Linked DNA regions of Homo sapiens: region 1 is linked to region 2. A link is a contact called in ENCODE Hi-C or POLR2A ChIA-PET data. All regions are on one chromosome and are shown on one strand. Each heading gives the region's core, a stretch centred on a gene start or an enhancer-like site at or near the end of the contact. The rest is flanking DNA. Distances are from core to core; before and after follow the strand shown. Region 1 overlaps HMCN1 (hemicentin 1). Region 2 overlaps HMCN1 (hemicentin 1).

The links. A loop is a pair of places that touch in the nucleus more often than their neighbours do. ChIA-PET counts read pairs that join two places held with the same protein, here RNA polymerase II (POLR2A).
Region 1: a map of aorta shows a loop between it and region 2 (2.4-fold over the local background). The contact joins two enhancer-like sites. A Hi-C loop is called at or near these places in 2 of 168 maps with a recorded cell type or tissue (aorta and endothelial cell of umbilical vein). POLR2A ChIA-PET finds 5 or more read pairs at or near these places in 3 of 52 experiments (AG04450, Panc1 and activated naive CD4-positive, alpha-beta T cell).

Annotation. Positions count from the first base shown.
Region 1 is chr1:186,098,150-186,104,504 of GRCh38, reverse strand. HMCN1 (hemicentin 1) reads right to left here. Exons shown (of 107, transcript NM_031935.3): 69 at 837-1,033. Among named protein-coding and RNA genes, the nearest start is that of PRG4, 190 kb to the left of the region's middle. Within about 2 kb of position 1,809, at least 3 of the 41 ENCODE cell types and tissues checked have a DNase peak (open chromatin) inside an H3K27ac peak, as active enhancers do.
Region 2 is chr1:185,861,281-185,867,262 of GRCh38, reverse strand. It overlaps HMCN1 (hemicentin 1), which reads right to left. Exons shown (of 107, transcript NM_031935.3): 3 at 2,635-2,793; 4 at 1,400-1,522. Among named protein-coding and RNA genes, the nearest start is that of HMCN1, 130 kb to the right of the region's middle. Within about 2 kb of position 2,247, at least 3 of the 41 ENCODE cell types and tissues checked have a DNase peak (open chromatin) inside an H3K27ac peak, as active enhancers do.

The sequences.
Region 1 (6,355 bases), core at 560-3,059, 240 kb before region 2:
CCCTTTCTTCCATTCTCAGTGAAAAATGCAACAAAATATGATCAAATAATTTGTTATTCTACATTCAGAGGAATGATGATTATGGTAACAACAGCAACAGCAGGAACAATCCTAAGTCTTTTTTTGAAAGCATTTACTACATGCCTGTGGCACCAGTCTAAGCACATCATGTTGGATTATTTCTTTAAATCCCTCAGTGTATGAATGAGGCATGATTATTACTTTTATCCCCAGTTTATAAATGATGGCATTAGGGCTCAGATGGAGAATAATTGTAACATAAGGTTTGCCTTTACTAGTAGAATAGAAGATTGCTACAATAAGACATCCCAGACATACTTCTCTTTTAATATATTCACATTTCAGATCAGTTTTCTTAAACATAAACTAAACCAAGTCAATTTTATTAAACTGATCATTATTTGAAAAATTGTGTCTCTTCAGACTTCCATATCGGCTAGTTCATTTTGGAGATCAAAAGTGCTCTTTGAAACCTTATATATATGCATGTTGGATTGCTTTTTGCCAGTTCCATTAAGGGGTACATAGTATAAATTAAGAACTTTGGGAAATATACTAACACTTATAGCACTGTGAAAACTTGCAAAAGTTAATGGAAAGGTATCTTGCTTTCTTCGGAGTTTAATATGATACTGCTTTGTCTTCCTTTTAATCAAGTTACCCAATCATGCATATCATAGGACTAATCCATCCTGCTCCAGTTACACAGATCTGTGATATATAAGGATTCAAAGACATAATTTAACAAATCTCATATATTAGCAAGTGAGAAGTTTGACCTAACCTAAAATAATTCTATGAACTTTGACACTTACCTGAGCAGTAGAAATTCGAAGAACCTCTCCTCCTCCTAGAGTTTGCACTTGATCCGTCTGTGGAAGGGGCCGGCCATCTTTCATCCAGGTCATTTTAGGGGCTGGGATTCCAGAAGCAATGCAGGTAAGTTCAAGTGGGTTATTAACAATTACTGATATCTCTTCATGTTCTTCAGATCCATTAATGTGAGGTGGTTCTATTTAAAGGGAATCAAAAATAATAATAAACCCACAGTTTCATAAAATATTGCTCGTTAGAAAAACTTGAAAATCCAACACAAATTCACATTCACATGATAAAAATTGATTAGAACAAGGAAAGTGAAATAATTCCTAGATGTCATTACCATTTCTCATTGACACACTTTCAAAAGGGATGGATCATGCCTATGAGAGATAATGAAGTAAATGGCAATTCATTACCATGCAATTATTGAACAACAGTTCAAACTCAGTTAATTAGAACAGTCTCACTTGACTGAAAGATTTGAAAACAATAAAAACCAAACGCAGCTTGTACCACTTTTTTTTTTAGAGGGACTTAGCATATTATTATGTTTTTGTATCTTTAAATACCAATAGTTTCTACAAAAACAATGCGTGAATACTGTGGAATTTTGCTATCATCTTTTCCATGCAGAACTTTGAGAGGAAACAATGACTAAGCAGAAGAAAAAATAGTTACATTTGGAGATAATTTCTGTATAAAACACATTTGTTATGTCTGGATGGGAGTAACTTCCTCTTTTGTTACTTATACTTCTAAAATTACCTTTCTCAAGAGAAGGTCAAACAATCTAAACACTGGGAAGAAACATTTAAGGTTCTTTAGTCTAACTACTCCCAACTTTGGTAATTCCTTTAAAACACATTCCCCTTATGATGACCATTTGCGTTTTCTATGACACTTTCATAGTTCAAGTTTCCAGCTTACTATTTGACAAGGCAGCCAAAATAGCTGTTGGACAGCGCCAGGGGTTAGCAGGTTTGTTTTTCTTTCTTTTTTCTTTAATAAGGCACATAGTTTAGAACAGTGACTCATAGCAGAAGATCTGGAGTCTGAGTTTTAATGCTGGTGTCAACAATTATTAGTTTCATGGATTTGAGCAAATCTCTAAAATGGGGATACCAACATTATTTACCTAATAGGATCAGTGTGTGGCGTCAGTGAGATACATTATACACTTTTTTGTGTGTTTCTGTATCTATTTTACAATTAAAGGTTTTAAAAAACTTATTACTACTACAGTGTTTACTGCAACTGTTGGTATTATTAAAATCTGCTTCCTAAAATTTCTACCATCTGTTAGTCTCTGTTTTCCTTCTGGAGAAAGATAATATACTAAGTCAGTTCTCCTTCTTAGATTATAATGAAGTCAGCATTTCTACACCACTGTCCCACATGACCTCTTTTTACTTCTATCTATCTTACATATTGCTGTCAAAATACATTTTCTGAAGTGCAGTTTAATATTAATCTAAGATTTTCTGCTTAAAAGATTTTAATGGCTCCATGTTGCTTACTGGATTAAATAAAAACTCATCATGGTTTCCAAGACTTCCACAATATGGTCTAGATCTATCTTTGTCATTATTTAATTTTAACATACTTATATGTAACCTAGACTTCAAATCTCTCAACAAGCTTCGTCCTTTCTTGCTCCTCATAGTCCCGCAACTGAGAATGCCCAAGTACCATCACGGTTACATTGTCCTCAAGTTCATTTGTGAAAACTATAAATCATTTATTGATTCTCTGAACTAATTATAAAATGTCTATGCTTTTTCATTTTCGTATCAAGTTGTTTGTACTACTCAAAACACTTATCTAATTCCTGGTTTGCCATAGTCAATTATTTACTCCTCTTACTTCTCGGTTATTTAGTATATGTCAATCATCATGAATACAAAGATTAATAAGGCATGCTCACTGCCCCCACCCCAAAGTTTATAATCACTGGATTTAAAATAGTAGCAGCAGTAACAGTATTAACATGCTCTTGTGTAGTTCAAACCCCAGACTGTCCAGATCTTACCTGTGTTAAGTGATTGTGAACTATTTTACTCTGTGTTTTGTCCATATGTCTTGTACTTCGGGCAGAGTAAGAGTTGTCTATACTCCAATAACTCCAGAATTTATATTTCCAGCCTAGACTCTCTTCTGAGCTCCAGATTCATAAATGCAATTATCAAATAAACATCTCCATTTGGATGTTTGAAAATCACTTAAAACTCAACATGTATTCAGACTGAACCTATTGCCTTATTTCTCAAAACTTGTTTTTTTCCAGTATTTTCTGCATCTAAGTGATGAATTTACCAATTAGTCACATAAGCCAGAAACTAAGAGTCATGCTTGATACCTTCTTCATCACTCCCTTGTGTCCCAGTCTACAACCAAGTCCTAATACTTCCACTGTACTTATTTCCAGAATACACCTTTTTCTCTCATCTCCCTCACTCTAATTTGAGCTACAATACCATTTACTTAATGTTTTTTTTTTCTTCCTAGTTGTAGGTGCCTACCCAAAATTACTGATTTCTTTCTGATTAACAGACTCAAATTTTGTTGGGATTGTCAATGTGCTAAACAAATTACATTTCCTAGCCTCTTTAGCAGAGAGTAGATGGAGTGGATGGAGTGGTATATGACAATTCTGACCAATGAGATGTAGGTGGATGTGGTTTTGTGGGGCTTGTAAGAAAGTCTTAATTCTTTTCTAAAGGGGCAACACTTTGCCCTTCCTAGTTTCCTGCTCTATTGTTGCATCTAGAACAGCATCTAGTTATGCTAGGGGTGAGCAGATACTGCATTGATCACCAAACAACCATGTTGTAAAGGTTCAAAAGAACTGAAAATATTTGAACTGCTGAACCAATCCAACAACTGCCTACCTCCAGCCATCCCAGTGAGAAAAACAGAAGTACTGTGTTTAACCCACCATATTTCAACTCTGTAATTCACAGCCAAACACAATTCCTTATACTGGTCTCTCGGAATCCATTCTTGTCCTGGTCCAAGTAGCCTTGCATTTTATAGCCAGAGTGCTCTTCTCAAACTGTAGTTCTATTTGTTATTCCGTTTTTAGAACTTTGAATGATTTCTCATTGTTACAGGATAAAAAGCAGACTTCTTAATGTGGTCAAAAAAGTGCTCTATGACCTGGCCCTATGAAAACCCCCTATTTTGTAATATGCTGTCCCTTGTTTTCAGTGGTCTAGCCACACTGGACTTTTCAGAACCACTATACCATGATACCTCCCACCACATGGATAGAATTAAATAAAGAATATTTCCCCAAGTTAAGATGTTTGCATTCTGAGTGGTAGCACTGCTTCAAGTGAAGAACTTTTCAGAGTTTAATGGAATTAATTTTCAACATATGCTGAAATGCTAAAACTTCTCATCTTTCTTCTAAGCCAGTTTTCAAATCTGTTTTGAGAAATTATTATTCTTATAAACTCTTCAACTTTATTAAAGGCAGGCTGTTCTTTAAGAATTCCACTAAGAATATCATTGTTGTTTTTCTCCTTCATTTTCTTCATCCAGAAATGCACCAGTCTGTGATTCTGCTCCTGAGTTCTTTCTCCCCGCTCTCCCCCTCCCCCTGCCACATGCTAGACCAGGCCCCTGCATTTACAGGCTGTATGAATACAGCAGCCTCTTCAATTCATTTTTCACTCTGTCACTCTGTCAGAGGGATTTTTTGGAAACGAAATCTGGCTGTAAAATATTTCTCCTTAAGATTCTTCCATTGCCTTGGTAATGAGGTCCAAACTTCCTCAAAGTTCTCAGAGCTTTGCATAGTTTGGCATCTGCCCATATATAGTTCTTGTCTTGTCTCTTGCTACTCTTCCTCTTACACTCAGTTTCAGGGAGTGCAAATTGACAATTCAAATTGTATTACCTCCAGGTGAGAAATGTATATAAAATTCCCCACTCATCTCTACAGTCCTACTCTTCAGGGCTCAGATTTATGCTTGAGGAGATCGAATCTGAAATCTACCATCCCACAGAATGTTGTTTTATCCATATAATCCTCATTACACTGAAAAGTAATTACTTCTTTAGTATCTGTGTCTTCCACAGATGGAGGAAGTTGAGGGCTGAGATCATATCTTTCTTAGTGATGCATTTGCATGTTTGCCACACCACACATGTTCATAATTATAGTTAAATGATGGCTAGAAACATACCTGTCATATAACGTATATTCAATAATTAATACTTGATATGTGAATAATGAATGTACAGGATCACATTATGTCATCTCCTCTTACTCCTCATGTTCTGTGAATTGATGTACAGGAATTTGCTACCCAACCCCACCCTGCACCTCCCAGACACACAGTTTTTCTTTTTTCTCTCATTGACACATAATTATTATGCATCTTTAGGGAGTACAATGTGATGTTTCCATACATGTATACATTGTGTAATTATCAAATCAGGGTAATTAGCATTTCCATCACTTCAAACATTTATCAGTTCTTTGTGGTGAAAGCATTGAAATTCCTCTCTACTAGCTACTCTGAGATATACAATAGTATATTATTAACTATAGTCACCCTACTGTGCAATAGAACACCAGAACTCATTCTTCCTTTCTAATTGTAACTTTGTACCCACTGACCTACTCCCCCTGTCTCCCTTGTCTTTGGTAACCACTGTCCTATTCACTACTTCTATGAGATCAACTTTTTAAAATTTCACATGAATGAAATCATGTGGTATTTTCTTTCTGTGCCTGGCTAATTTCACATAGTTTAATGTTCTCCAGGTTCATCCATGTTGTCATAAATGACAGAATTTCATTCTTTTTTATGGCTGAATAGTACTGCATTGTGTATATCTACTACATTGTCTTTATTCATTCATCCATTGTTGAACATTTAGATTGATTATATATCTTGTCTGTTGGGAATAGTGCTGTGATAAACATGGATTTATTTGACATACTGATTTCATTTCCTTTGGATATATATCCAGTAGTGGGATTTCTGAACCATATGGTAGTTCTATTCTTAATTTTTTTAGGAACCTCTGTTTTCATAATGGCTATATTAACTTACAATCCCACCAACAGTGTGCAAGTGTCCCCTTTTCTCCACATCCTTGCCGACTCTTGTTATCTCTTATCTTTTTGGTCATACCCATCCTCACTAGAGTGAGGTGATATCTCATTTTGGTTTTGATTTGCCTTTGTTTGATGATTAGTAATGTTGAGGCTTTTTTCATATACCTCTTGGCCATTTACATGTCATCTTTTGAGAAATGTCTGTTAAGGTTTTTGTCCATTTTAAAATTGTGCTCTTTGTTTTTTTGCTATTAAGTTCTTTACATATATCGGATATTAACCCCTTAGAGGTATAGTTTGAAATATTTTCTCCCATTCTGTAGGTTGTCTCTTCACTTTGTTGAATGTTTCCTTAGCTGTGCAGAAGCTTTTTGTTTGATATAATACCATTTGTCTATTTTTGCTTTTGTTGCCCATGCTTTTGAGTTCTTATCCAGAAAA
Region 2 (5,982 bases), core at 998-3,497:
CTTCCCAGGAATTTCTGAGTCACTAGAGTGCACACAATATAAACCTAAGGCATAACCCTCTCTAAAACTGTTTCTTCCAAGAATACATTTTTAAGATTAATTTTATAAATCTATCTATTTCAATATGTTGATTAAAAAAATTTTTCGCTAGATTCTTTGCTCTAGAAATTTGTAATGTCCTATTAGTTCCACCTTGATATAATAAGAACTCTTTAGCTATAAGAGAACTACTGAACCATTTCATTTAAGACACAAAGGAGTCTGTCATGAAATTAATAGAACTTGTAGAGATACAGTGACCACATGAATCAAATATGAATTATGCCATGGCACACGTTTACCTATGTAACAAACCTGCATATCCTGCACATGTACCCCAGAACTTAAAAAAAAAAGGACTAAACAAAAAATAAAAATAAATTTTAAAAAACCCTTATCTTTGTATTGGTATGTTCCTAGAAACTTAAATGAGAGTCAAATACATAAACAGGTTTAAAAAAAGGTCATTATGAGTGAGGCCAAGGAAAGACAGCAAAATGGACAAAGAAGAAATTATGGTCCAGACGCGGTGGCTCATGCCTGTAATCCCAGCACTTTGGGAGGCCGAGGCGGGCGGATCACGAGGTCAGGAGATCGAGATCATCCCGGCTAACATGGTGAAACCCCGTCTCTACTAAAAATACAAAAAAAATTAGCCGGGCGTGGTGGTGGGCGCCTGTAGTCCCAGCTACTCGGGAGGCTGAGGCAGGAGAATGGCGTGAACCCAGGAGGCAGAGCTCGCAGTGAGCTGAGATTGTGCCACTGCACTCCAGCCTAGGTGACAGAGCGAGACTTCACCTCAAAAAAAAAAAAAAAAAAAAAAAAATTATGACAAACCTATCTAAAGGACTTTTTAAGAAAATACTAAATTTTCTTACAATATAATTTATAAATATTATCAGTTTTTTGATAACTACATAGTTACTAGTTAGTCATAGTTTTTTACTTTTAATCTTAGAAACCAAACCTCATCAGAATTTTGCTCAATAATTAACTTTTTCGCATTCTACTTCAGTAACCAGTTTAGCCTCATTTTAATAGCTATATGAAAGTTATTCATCAAAAACACAAATTGACCTTACTGAACAACTACAAAAATTTTTGATTCCAATAAAATTAAACAGTTAAATTCAATTAAATTTAGCAGTTTGTTGCTATAAGTAATACAATCTAAAAATTAACATTAAATAAATATACCTATATTTCTTCACATTATTCAATGCCTTTATTGAACTGTGGCCTTGGAGTTATACCTTTTGGTTAAAATTGTTTTTGAAATCAAATCTGTCATAATTAGGCTGGCCTAACTGATTTTGATAAGGCAGCTGGTAATAAAGTAGACTCCCTTTATTAAACTGACCTCATTAACTTGTTTTTTGTCCAGATGGAACACTTGACCAGAACTTGTAGAGGCAATTTCTTCATAGACTTTATATCCAATATGGGTCCTGTCATCACAATCTCCAGTCAGAACAAATACGACCTATGATTAAAAAAAAAAAAAGAAACAGTGTAAAGGGTTTCCAGAAATAAAAAAATATGTGTATTGACTACCTATTGTGTTACATTACTGGGCAAGTAGAATATGTGAATGTGTGTGTGTGTGTGTGTGTGTGTGTGTGTGTGTGTGTGTGTGTGTGTATGCTTATATAATTATTGACTTTATACTCTGTTTAATAGTGAACCCAGATAGGAACATGGTGATTTATATTTTAGAAGTGTAGGCTAAAAGCTGTAGAAGTAGAAGTGAGACCATGACTATGCTAGATCAGAGAATGGCCTCAATTCCTCACCCCTCCCTGTATCACTCAGTCAAAAGATTCTGAGTTCTTCTTATAAAAGAGGTAGAGCTTATTTTGTCATCTGTGAATCTAAGCTTGTCCATGTGACTTCCTTTGGCCAATAGCATGAGGCAAAAATGACATTCTACAAGTTCTGGGCTGAGACCCAAGAGGGCTTGTGTATTTCCATTTGCTCTCAAGTGTTTCTGCCATGGCCATGAGAAGGACATGCCTAAACCAACTTACTGGTCTCAAAAAGAGGGTAAGACAACTATGAGGCAAAGCCAGGTCTCCTGACAGTCAAGCTTAGATAAGCAAAACCCACACTATTCCCTAGACACACCAGTGAGCAAGCCTGGCCTAGATCAACTGAGCTCTGTGAACATGTGAGAAATAAATGCTTATTGTTTTAGACCATTGAGTGTTTGAAAAGTTTGTCATGCAGCAATAGCTGATACAATGAGTAACTCTGACTCAGGCGTGATTCCACATCGGAGATAACATTGGAATATAAGCCTTTTTTGGTTAGGCCTGTGTTTTGTCAGTTATAAGGAAAAGATGATAACAAGTACCTTAATTAATCCCCAATCATGTCTTCTCCATACTGAAAACCAAGACATTCATATGGTATGTATAAATATCACATATATGTTTAATATGTTTAAATCAGATGACATATACATATTGGAGAACATACATGTGGATAGATAGTTATAATTATTGTTATTGACCACACATGGAAGAGTCAAAGAGGACAGGCAATCTCTTACATACTGCATTTAGACAGAGACGTTTGGGGTTGATTCTTACTCACTTGTGACTGTTTCTGTTGGATAAGTTGCAGCACCTCATGGGTGAGCCGGTAATCTTTGGACCGAGCATCAGTGAAAACATAGATGAAAGAACCAGGAAGAGAAATTTCCAAGGCAATTTTTATAGCTCCAATACTCATTTCTGGGCAATCACCACCACCCTGTTGAGTGGAGAGAAAAATTCAATTACGTCATCATCAAAAACAATTGAATATTTTGGTTATAACAAGGTGCTTTGGGAGTTTTAGAACGAGCAAGTTTTCCTTTTTATTTTCTGTCAGTTTGACACTTTGTTCAAGAAGGGATGGAAGATATGTAAAGTGATATGAACTAGAAAAATGTGTACTTAAGGATAAGTTAGAAATTCACCCAAAACACACAAAATAATAGCTATATATTTATAAAATTAAATGTCTATTCACTCTGCCTTCTCTTACACGATGATCTCATACACCCCCTCTTCTCTTACTTTTTCTCATTCTTATTTGATGACCTTGCTTATTGTATTGAGAAGACAGAAGCAATCAGAAGAGAATGTTCATAAGCTCCCACCACAATACCTGTTAACCCATCTGCAGAAGCAGCCAGATGCCTGCCTTAATCGTGAAGCACTTGCTTGCACTCATGGCTATGGACCCATGGCTAGGGCTAACTACTCACCTGGGAACTAATCAAGGTGATCTCTCTACTCCATCACACTCTTTACTAAATCATTCCAGCATGGCATGTCTCCATACTCCTTCAAACTTCTGCTCACTTCATACCTGCCAGAGAAACTTTCCCTGACTATCTGACATAAAATGCATTCTGTTTGTCATTCTTTTCACTCTGACTCTGTTTCATTTTTCCTATTAACCTATAATCTCTGTGTTTTATTTTCTACTTGAATAGGCTCAATATGTTTTCCTAAACAAAAACTGTTCCCATCCTCAGAGCAATTCTTGTCACATTTATTTCCTTCATAATTATGTGGATTGGTACATGAAATTGTGAGTTTGCTGTATTTACACTTTTATACATTATATTTTAGATTCAGAATTATATCCTGTTTGTTTCCATGTCATCAGCATTGTTTAAAACCACAGGTTTGAATAATGGCATAACATTCTATTATGTCTATATTCCATACTTTAGTCAACCATTTCACTGCTGTTGAAATATTAGTGCTCTTTCAAATTTTACTTCTCCATTATAAATGGTAGATAGACAAACAGACAAACTGATAGCAATAACTATAGGGCCAAGGGAATGGACTTTTGATCAATATAATTTGAGCAATTAATACATAATTGCTGAACACCCTGCTGAGATTTGGGCATCCAACAACAAATAAGCTAAAATACCTTGTCCTGAAGGAGGTCAGGGCCTAGAATAAGCAATCACATAAAAAGCAGGGCAGCTTGGGATCATGTGGGCTTTATGGCAGCAGAGTGCAACAAGTAAGAGCTCTTTCTCAGAAAGAAAATAGTTATTCATGAAAGGAGTAAGGCTTTATCATTAAACTCTGGAAATCCTATTTGATTTTCCTATTGGGTCTTTCAGCAGGCTCCAACAGTCTCATATTCTGATACAGATACCGTGAACACCATAGATCTAATCAGGGTCATAAGAACCAAGTATTAGAATAGTTTACAATGTAGCTAGCCTGGATGAAGTGGAGAATCTTTTCTTGTACTGGATCCCGATCAAAACTTACAGCCTTTGAGCATTATTTGTTAAATAGGTTGAAACAGAGCATCAGCTGTTAAAAATTGACTCTAAAACTGAGAGACTCATTAAATATTAGGTCACTTTCTTAATTGCATGGGGCTAGAAGATGTAGTAACCTGATCTTCACTTTGGAAAATATACCAGCCATAGATTCCCCAAAATGTTATCGAGTTAGCAGTCCTTTCTCTTTTTGCAGAACTTATCTCCTACCTCCTATCACTTATATGCATTTTTGAGGCATTTAGTTTAACAAATAACACCGCTCTCAACAACTAGTATATTTGTATCTTTTGACCATACTTATCTCTCAAGTTCTAATTTTACATTTTCAATTTCTTGTTAGACCTCTATTCCTGGGTGTTCTATATGCCTCTCCAATTTAGTGCATTTAAAACAGAACTCATATTTTCTGCTGTGTCATCCCTATTTTTGTTAACCGTGCTATCTGCATAGATATTTGGTTTCAAAACCTGAGTCATTTTTGACTCCTCCTTCTTCTTTCATCTAATCAGTGGTCATTCATTCGACTTCCATAAATCTGTCCCTTCCCTTTCTCTTCACTTCCCACTAGTCACTTTTCTTATCACTAATTTTATTACATGTACAAACTCCTATCTGATTTTCTGCTTTTCCTTCCACTTAACTTTATTTTGCCTGCAGTAAAGAGGTATATACATCACGTTCCTACTTAAAATATTTCACTACTTGTGTTGGATCAAATAATCTTTCTATCTTTCTATCTCCTGTTGCTCCTTCTCCACAAATTGCTCCCTTTAAGCTGAGATTCTTTTTTTATAGAATTTTTAATATTATAAATGTTTAATATTGAAATAGGGAATTTTTAATATTCCCCTTGCTTCACACCTTAATGCCATAACAATTTTCATTCAAGTAGTCTTTCTACTGTTCTATCTCTACCATTAAACACTTCTCAACAAAATATGCATGTCTAAATTCTTCCATTATTGTATAAGCTCACTGATGGCAAGGAACTGTGCTTTGCTGAGTCCTTGAATCCTCAGTTCATAGCACAGTGCTGGCTTAATCACTGAGTAAATATTTTTCAGATTAAACTATTATCTCACAATGGTTGAGATAATATGCCTTCCCCTCTTTAAAGCTTTGTTTCCAGTCAAATGTGCTTACTCACTCTTCAGATGTATTCTACTATGCTTTACACTTTAGTGGTACTTAACATATTTCCTTTGCATAACAGTTATTTGGAGGGTTATCATGTGCAACAATGACCTTGAATGAAAATTTATGTAATAGGAAAGTGGGAAATAGACAGACATGTTAGTAATTTTGGTATATTGGATAGAAATAATCTTTACTTGCAGCCAATTTTGTATAATCTGTAATGGATATTCTGGGATGCTCAAAAAAATTTAAATTCCTATTGTATATTCAGAAGCTTAGAGAAAAACATTCCTCAACTGCGCATGACACTGTGCACCTGAGTGTGAACCACAATATAATTTATCCATTCTACAAGCATTTGTTGAATGGTCAAGTACACAATACAACTCCATGGTAGTATAATTCTAAGGAGAGATTAAATGTCTTTTACTAATTGTCATGTGTGTACCAACACACTAGGAGAAGTTTTCTGTCTATGGGCCAAACATGAGGACAGCTAA